Regions from separate parts of the Homo sapiens genome. Here region 1 is linked to region 2. A link is an interaction called in ENCODE POLR2A ChIA-PET data of the cell type or tissue named here. Cell type or tissue: Panc1. All regions are shown on one strand. Each heading gives the region's core, and the rest is flanking DNA. Links, peaks and the distances in the headings are about the cores only. Region 1 has its middle 13 kb from the start of ZNF343. Region 2 has its middle 16 kb from the start of TGM6.

The links. ChIA-PET counts read pairs that join two places held together with the same protein. Peaks named below come from ENCODE experiments on the same cell type or tissue, not always from the same donor. Only the 100,000 strongest peaks of a DNase experiment are listed, where the experiment ranks them.
Region 1: POLR2A ChIA-PET joins it to region 2 with 11 read pairs; 2 of 35 experiments call an interaction of 5 or more read pairs at or near these places.

The regions. Positions count from the first base shown.
Region 1 is chr20:2,519,426-2,523,824 of GRCh38, reverse strand. It overlaps a transcript of ZNF343 not described here. Among named protein-coding and RNA genes, the nearest start is that of ZNF343, 13 kb to the right of the region's middle. In Panc1, for the core only: CTCF peaks have their summits at 1,704 and 1,953; a DNase peak (open chromatin) is centred at 1,907.
Region 2 is chr20:2,363,097-2,367,495 of GRCh38, reverse strand. No RefSeq gene overlaps it. Among named protein-coding and RNA genes, the nearest start is that of TGM6, 16 kb to the left of the region's middle. In Panc1, for the core only: no CTCF peak of the experiment used is centred there; no DNase peak of the experiment used is centred there; H3K27me3 peaks cover 178 bases.

The DNA.
Region 1 (4,399 bases), core at 153-4,152, 160 kb before region 2:
CCTGTAATCCCAGCTACTGGGGAGGCTGAGGCAGGAGAATCACGTGAATCCAGGACGCAGAGGTTGCAGTGAGCCAAGATCGCACCATTGCATCCTAGCCCAGGCCAGAGTGCGAGATTCCGTCTCAAAAAAAAAAAAAAAAAAAAAGTACACATAGCTATGGAGTGGGGTTTAGCTGGAAAAGGTGACCTTGCAACTTCAAGTCAACTTCTGGCTCCTCAAACAGTAGGATGGCAGTAAGGCAGGGAAGTTGTTTTCCCATTTCTCACTGAGAAGATTGTGAATATTTCCATATGGATTTTCTATTATAAATGTTACTCTGATTCTTTGTTTTAAAATAAAAATTCTGAATGTAAAAAAAAGAAAAAAAAAGGAAAGAATTCCCTGCGAGTCCATAAAGTGAAGGTAAGTTTATTTAAAAAAAAAAGGAATAAAAGAGTGGCCACTCCATAGGCATAGCAGTGGCATGGGCTGCCGGACTGACTATACTTATAGTTATTTCTTGATTGTATGCTAAACAAGGTGTGGATTATTGATGAGTTTTCTGGAAAAGGGGTGGGCAATTCTCGGAACCGAGGGTTCCTCCCCTTTTTAGACCATATAGGGTAACTTCCTGACATTGCCATGGCATCTGTAAACTGTCATGGTGCTGGTGGGAGCATCTTTTAGCATGCTAATGAATTATAATTAGTGTATCATGAGCAGTGAGGACAACCAGAGTTCATTTTCATCACCATTTTGGTTTTGGCCAGCTTCTTTACCACATCCTGTTTTATCAGCAAGGTCTTTGTGACCTGTATCTTGTGCTGACCTCCAATCTCATCCTATGACTTAAAATGCCTAACCTCCTGGGAATGCAGCCTAGTAGATCTCAGCCTTATTTTACCCAGCCCCTATTCAAGATGGAGTTGCTCTGGATCAAATGCCGCTGCCACAACCTCTGCCTCCCAGGCTCAAGCGATCCTCCCACCTCAGCCTCCCAAGTAGCTGGGTCTACAGGCACAAGCTACTACACCTGGCTAATTTTTTTGTGTCTTTTGTAGAGACAGGGTTTTGCCATGTTGCCCAGGCTGGTCTCGAGCTCCTGAGCTCAAGCTATCCACCTGCCTTGGCCTCCCAAAGTATTGGGATTACAGGCGTGAGCCACCATGCCTGACCTCACACTTTGATCTTAAAAGTAACTTCTTATTATGAGTCGGAGTAAATATAAATGTAATTAAGCAGCTTATGTTAAAATTGAAACTGAGCCAGATTGACTTATTGTGAACTACACAGTACGTTAGCTCAGAAAGACAGACGAACAAACTGGCTCAGAAAGACTTATCTCCAACTAAGTAATCTTTTTGTAAGTTTGAGCAAATGAAGTAGGTTAAATAAAAACAGGTTGCGTCACGTCTAAGGTAACTCCAAAGTACCTTATTATGTTGAAATAAAAATGTATGTTTACAAACAAGTAGAGTGTTTGCAAACAAGCTAAGAATCAGACATTCCCCTCTAAGGAAACTTCTAATGGTGAGAAACTAAATAAAATGAGTTAGAACCAATTTAGATAAATCTAAGCAGTATTAAGGAATATGTCCTTAACCTAACTTGTTATGTGGAATTAGACTCCATGTAGTCAGTACTAAGCATTTTAGGTGAAATCAAGCTCAAAATTACTCATTCATTTTACACCACACTTTTATTGCTCCTTAGAGATAATTCATATGTAACAGTTGATATTAAAACAAGTGTAGACTCAAGCATTCTCAAAAGGACCTTCTTAGAGTAACTTAGAGTATATCTAAGAGTTTATGTTAAATCAAGCTCAAAATAACTTATTCATTTTAAACAAACCTTACATGCTTCTTAAGTGCTTTGTAACTTTACATGTGCAAAGAAGCTGAGAAACGCATTCGTTTCAAAGTGTCCTGCTTCCCTCACTCGCTAGGGGGAGCCCCTCCGGCCTGGCATAAAGGCCGCTTTTGAGAAATTGATTTTGACCGCGACCACCCACGTCTATGTCCCAGCTTTTCCCTCCAGAAGCTGAGTCCAGATTTTCAGCTTCAGAGGCTAAGACCCCATCTTCCATTTCAGAAGCTAAATCCCCACTCCCCACACAGAAGCTAGAGACTAAGATCCTACTTCTCCATCCAAAGGCTAAGTTTCCACCATATACCCACTGGCTAGGTCCACACTTCCCTCTCCGGAGGCTGAGCCCCAATTCTGACTGCAGAAGTCATCTCTTGCCTCAGAGACTACATCCCACTACCCACACCTGAGTCTAGGTCTCTGCTTCTAGAGCTGGAAGCTGAGTCCCCAGAGGTCTCCCATCAGGTGAGGGCCCTACTTCTCCCTCCAGAGGCTACATCTGGATTTGGGCTCCACAGGCTATCTCTACCTCTCTCCCTAAAGGCTACTTCTGTCTCCAGAATATAAAAAGTCCACCGTATTCTTCCCAATGCTGAGTCCCCATCTGACTCCAGAGAAGAAGCCCCCACTGTTCACCCCAGAGGTGAAGTTTCCACTTTCTGCCCCAGAGTCTATGCCTGCCCTGATTATGACTCCAGTGGCTAAGTTCCCAATGCTTGTACCATAAGCAAGGTTTCCACCATCTGCCCAGGGGGTAAGTCCACTCTTCTTCCAGAGGCTGGGTCTGGATTTCAACGCCAGAGGTTAAGTACCTATCTTTTGCCCCAGAGATTACACGTTCATTTCCCTCAGCAGAGGCTACATTCTTGCTTCTCCTTCCAGATGCTATGTCCTCACCACTTGTCCCAAAGGCTAAGTCTACACTTATCCCTTCTAAAAGATGAGTTTTGGTTTCAGTTCTACAGACTAAATCCATGCCACTCATTAAAGACTTCCCACTCCAGAAGCTTCCTCCCTGCATCTCCCCCAAGAAGCTAAGTCCCCTCCCCTTGCCCTGGGGCTGTGTCCCCACCTCTCCCTCCAGAAGTGAAGTCCCCATTTTTTGTTTCAGAGTCCAAGTGCCAACCTGTGCTGCCAGCAACTGTCCCCAATATTCTCTTCCAGAGGCTGAATATCTGCCACTTGCCTATGGTGTGAGTCACCACTTTTCGGCGTAGAAGACGAGTCCCCATGTTCACAAGTGCTTTACAGGGGGTGCCTGCCCAAGTTTCTGGGACCAGAGCTGACCAATGATCTTCCCAGACCCATTTCCCACTGATTCTCCTCTTTAAGATGAGTTAGAGCATATCTAGTAAAATAAAATAAAATAAAATAAGCAGTATATTAATGAACAAGCTCAGAATCAGACATTGTTCTGAAAAGCGATTGTAGGCTCTTAGGAATAATTAAAATGTAGCTAGGCATAGGTAGCACATATTTTAATTTAAAAAATTATTTCTTTTTAATAGAGACGGGGTCTTGCCATGTTGTCCAGGCTGATCTCTAACCTCTGGGCTCAAGAGATCCTCCCACCTTGGCCTCCTAAAGTGCTGGGATTATAGATGTGAGGTACCACGCCTGGCTAGTAGCACATAAATTAGGTGATATAAAGGAAGTCAAGTTCAAAATCACTCATCCATTATAAATGAAATTTATACATTTAATAAATGATATATAAACTTCATAGTATATACAAACTAGCTCATAAAGTGCATGTAGAATACAAACATAGAATCTTAAAGTGCATTAAATTAAGGTGAATCTAAGCAGTATTAGTGAAACTTAGCTCAGAAGCAGTCATTATCCTCCAAAGTACTCTATTATGTTGAATTAGTAGAAATATAGATTAAACTATGTACAACCAAGCAGTAAACAAGCTAAGAAACAGACTCTCCCCTCTTAATAAGTGTGAAATGGTCAGATAGAGCAGATAAAAATAACTTAGAGCCAAATTACATGAATCTAAGCAGTATTAGAGAAAATAATCTTACAATCACACCTTGTTCTCTAAATTTCCTTATTTTTTTGTGACTTACAACAAATTAGGATGAACCTAGGCAATTTAAATCAGAGTCATCTCCCTATGGTGAATTCAATTAAATATATGTGAAACTAAACAGAACAGTTGAAAACAGGCAGGAAATCACACTTTCAACTAAGGTTCAGGTCCAGGTTCAGGAACATCTCAAATGAAATGTCCATTGTGTGTTAGAGCATATTTAGATGAAACCAAGCTGTTTATGTCAAATGAGTTCAGAATCTATCATTTTTCCTGAATGAGTCAGGGTTCTCCAGAGAAACAGAACCAATAGAATGTGTATGTATATGCGTATACACACACATGCACACACACATATGGAGATTTAGTATAAGGAATTGCTTCACACAATTATGGAGGCTGGCAGGCTGGAGCCCCAGGGGAGCCAATGGTGCAGTTCCAGTCTAAAGGCAGTCTGCTGAAGAATTTCCTCTTGTTCAAGGAGGCTGGTCTTTTTGTTCTATTCAGTGA
Region 2 (4,399 bases), core at 200-4,199:
AGGTAAAATGATACGGAAAGCCGATGGTTGCCAAGGGCTGGGTTGGAGGTGAGGAATGAGGAGGAGTTGCTTTATGGGTATAAGGTGCCTGTTTAGGGTGATGAAAATGTTTTAGAACTGTATGGAAGTCACCATTTGCACAAATGCCACTGAATTGTCCTAAATCCCACTGAATTGTTCACTTTAAAGTGGTTAATTTTATGTTATGTGAATTTCACCTCAATTAATAAAACATGTAATCTAATTGCCCAGTATTATTCTGGGTTAGTGTGTGCAGCACTCCACTAATGAGGTAGAATTATACCATGAGGTAGAATTATAACCTTATTTACTTTTTTAAATTTATTTAGGCAATTCTATTCTTTCTCTTCAATTTATACCATTCCAAAAAATGGAGTAATACGCGCCTTTTTCTTTTTTTGAGATGGAGTTTCGCTCTTGTTGCCCAGGCTGGAGTGCAATGGCGCAATCTTGGCTCACTGCACCCTTCGCCTCCTGGGTTCAAGCGATTCTCCTGACTCAGCCTCCCGAGTAGCTGGGATTACAGGCACCCACCACCACGCCCAGCCAATTTTTTGTATTTTTAGTACAGATGGGGTTTCACTATGTTGGCCAGGCTAGTCTTGAACTCCTGACCTCAGGCGATCCACCCACGTCAGCCTCCCAAAATGCTGAGCGTGAGCTATCATGCCCGGCCGTTCTTCTTTAAAAACAAAACAAATAAACAAACAAAAAAACCCTAAGAGTGGAGGAAGGGGTGTGCTTATTAGTGGTGTCTTTTGAAAATGTCCTGGGTCCTTTTAACTTGAGTTATCAACTAAATAGGACAAGTCTGTATTCTGCAGCATGAGGAAGAATATCCAGAAATCATGACCTTGTCTATGTGAAATAAGACTCTTTCTGAAAAACAAAACAAAAACACCCCATGCATTTACTATTCCACAGTTTTGGAAGGTCTAAGCTATTTAATTGGATTCTCTGCTGATGTTCTCACATGGCTGAAACCAGGCTGCTACCCAGGGCCGCTTCTCATCTGAGGCTTGGGGTCCTCTTCCACGCTCATGCAGATTGTTGGGAGAAACCGGAAGTTCTAGGACTGAGGTCTTTGTTTTTTTGCTAGCTGTCAGCTAAGGACTGCTCTCAGGTCCTAGAAGCTACCCATAGTCACTTGCCAAGTGGCTCATACAGGCTTTCTTCCAGGCCAGCTGAAGCAGGTCTCTCTGATTTCCTCTTCTGCAACCAGACAGAGAAAACTCTTTGCTTTCAAAGGGCTCACCTGATTATATGTGGCCTACCTAGAATACTTTTCCTTTGGCCATAAATGTGACATAGTCATGGGAGTGATATCATACTCATAGTTTCTATCCACACTCAAAAGGGAGGGCATTTTATAAGGACAAGGGTCATTGGTGGTTATATTAGTCAGGGTTCTCAAGAAAAACAGAGCCAATTGATTTTATTTATTTATTTATTTATTTATTATAAGGAATTGGCTCATGTGATGATGGAGGCTGACAGGTGCTAAGATATGCGGGGTGAGTCAGCAAGCTGGAGACCCAGGACAGCCAACGGTATAGTTCTACTCTGAAGCCCAGCAGGCTCAAGAATCAGGAAGAGCTGATGTTTCAGTTTGAGTCTGAAAGAAGGGAAAAGCTGATGTCCAAATTCGAAGTCAGGCAGGCAGGAGGAATTCCCTCTTGTTCAGGGGAGAGTCAGCCTTTTTGTCCTATTCTGGACTTCACCTGATTGGATAAGGGCCACCCACATTAGAGAGGGCCATCTGCTTTACTCAGTCTACCAATTTAAATATTAATCTCACCCAAAACACCCTCACAGAAACACCTAGAACAATATTTGACCAAATATCTGAGAACTCCATGGTCCAGTCAAGTTGCCACATGATATTAACCCTCATGGTGAGCATCTTAGAATTCTGCCTCCCGTAGAAAGGGAAAGAAGTAGCTACTGGAGAGGGGGCAACTGGAGGAAAAAAAAGTGGATGGGTGATGTTTTCCATGCCAACCTTGTAGAGATATTTGACTTGTACTTAGACCTGGGCCATACACCATATCCTTCCCTATAGGGTCAGGAGCCTGTGGGGACAATGGGCCATGTCCACATGGAGCCTGTGACCCCATCTTCTGTCTAGACCATGTCAGGGACCACTGAATACCCTGATCAAACAGCTCTGCGCCTGCATGTAAATTGTGAACTGGTCTCTTTCCCAGGCTAGTCCTCTTGTTGGTGGACTGAACACTGCTGTGTGTACCTCCAGATCTGAGAAATGGACCAGGGCAGCTATTTGTGATGGTACCGATAGCACTTGAACATGTTGGCTGAGGTGTCTTTTTAAAGTTAAACTTTCAGTTTTGGGGTAATTGTAGATTCACATGCAGTTGTGAGAAATAACACAGAAAAATCCCAGGTTACTGTTTACCCAGTTTCTCCCAATGGTGACACCTTGTAAAACGACAGTACAGTATCACGTTGAAATTAACATTGATACAACCCGTCAACCTTATGCACATTTCCCTAGTTTTTACTCCTACTGATGTGTGTGTGTTTATTTGTATGCAAATATTATCACATGTGTAGGTTTGTGTATCCACCACCACAGCCAATGTATAAAACAACCCCATCACTAAAAGGATCTCTTATGTTCTTTTTTTTTTTTTTTGAGACAGAGTCTCACTCTGTTGCCCAGGCTGGAAAGCAGTGGTGTGATCTCAGCTCACTGCAAGCTCTGCCTCCTGGGTTCACACCATTCTCCTGCCTCAGCCTCCCTAGTAGCTGGGACTACAGGTGCTTGCCACCCCACCAGGCTAATTTTTTCTATTTTTAGTAGAGATGGGGTTTCACCGTGTTAGCCAGGATGGTCTCGATCTCCTGACCTCATGATCCGTCCACCTCAGCCTCCCAAAGTGCTGGGATTACAGGCGTGAGCCACCGCGCCCGGCCTCTTGTGTTCTTTTATAACCACATCAACTTCATCAACTTCTGTCCTACACTCCCTCTGTCCTACTGGCAACCACTACGCTGTTCTTCATTTCTATAATTTTTGTCATTTCAAGAATGTTATATAAATAGAAACATATAGTATGTAACATTTTAGGGTTAACATTTTTTCCTACACAGTGTAACTCCCATGAGATTCTTCCAATTGTTGTATGTATTAATAGTTTGTTCCAAATGTTGGCCAGGATGCAGAGAACCAGGATCAGTCATACATTTCCAGTGAGAATATAAAATAATACAGCGTCTCTGGAAACAGGTTGGCAGCTTCTTACAAAACTAAACATGCAATTTCCGTGTGACTCAGCAATTGTCCTCACTGGCATTTAACCTAGAGAGATGAAAACTTATGTTCACACTAAAACCTGTATATGAATGTCTATAGCAACTTTATTCTTAATACTCCAATGCTGAAAACAGCCAGTCCTTCGGCGGATGAATTGTTAAACCATGGTACATCTATACTGTGTTTCTCTATGGAGCTACAAAGAGGAACAAACTATTGATATGCATGACAAGTCAGAGGCTAGTATTATCCTAAGAGAAAAACCAGAGAAAAGCAGTAAAAAACAAACAAACAAACAAACAAAACTGGGGTAGTGCTTTCTTTTTTACTTCCTGCAGAAACCCGAGCCACCTTCAGTTGCTATACTGGGGCTGGGGCTGGGTAACCTTCCTCTGTTGGGTGTGAGCTGTAAGATGCTTGGCTGCTGTGTTGTTCCTCCAGTCCTGGGATCTCTAACCAGTTCATCTTCTTCTTACCACCTCTCAGAGTTCTCCTTTTGTTGCCTCTTGAGTTATTTCTGGGGCTTATTGTTGTACTCAGTGGGGACAAGTGGGGTGATCAAGTCTATGATATGTTGTTTAAACTGGGAGTCCCAAGGTGTCATTTTATACTCTGAAGGGTGGCACAGAGCCACAGGTGGGGAGGAAGATAGAGATGATCTAGGGCCAGGGGTAGGGAGCTTTTTCTACACTATTATTTATGAAACAAAATTGGAGCTGTCTAAAATTTACACTGAGTCTTCTAGGTCATTTTGAATATACATATTTGTCAAGGCTGGAGTAGACAATGCATATTTTTTAGCAGCTTATTAACATGACTTATGACTTTTAAATATTTGCATACCAAATTCATAAAACTCCGTTTCTACTCCTGCCCCAGCCTGGCAATTGCTAAGGGCAGGCCTAGTAAGTGTGTAAGTCATTAATAAAAAGTAAAAATAAAAATACTTTCTTTAAAAGGGGGAAAAACATTTTCTCGTTTCACCTTTTAGTAAGCTGATTAGAAAAAGTGAACTTCGGGGCCAGGCATGGTGGCTCACACCTATAATCCCAGCGCTTTGGGAGGCTGAGGTGGGAAGATCACTTGAGACCAGGAGGTCAA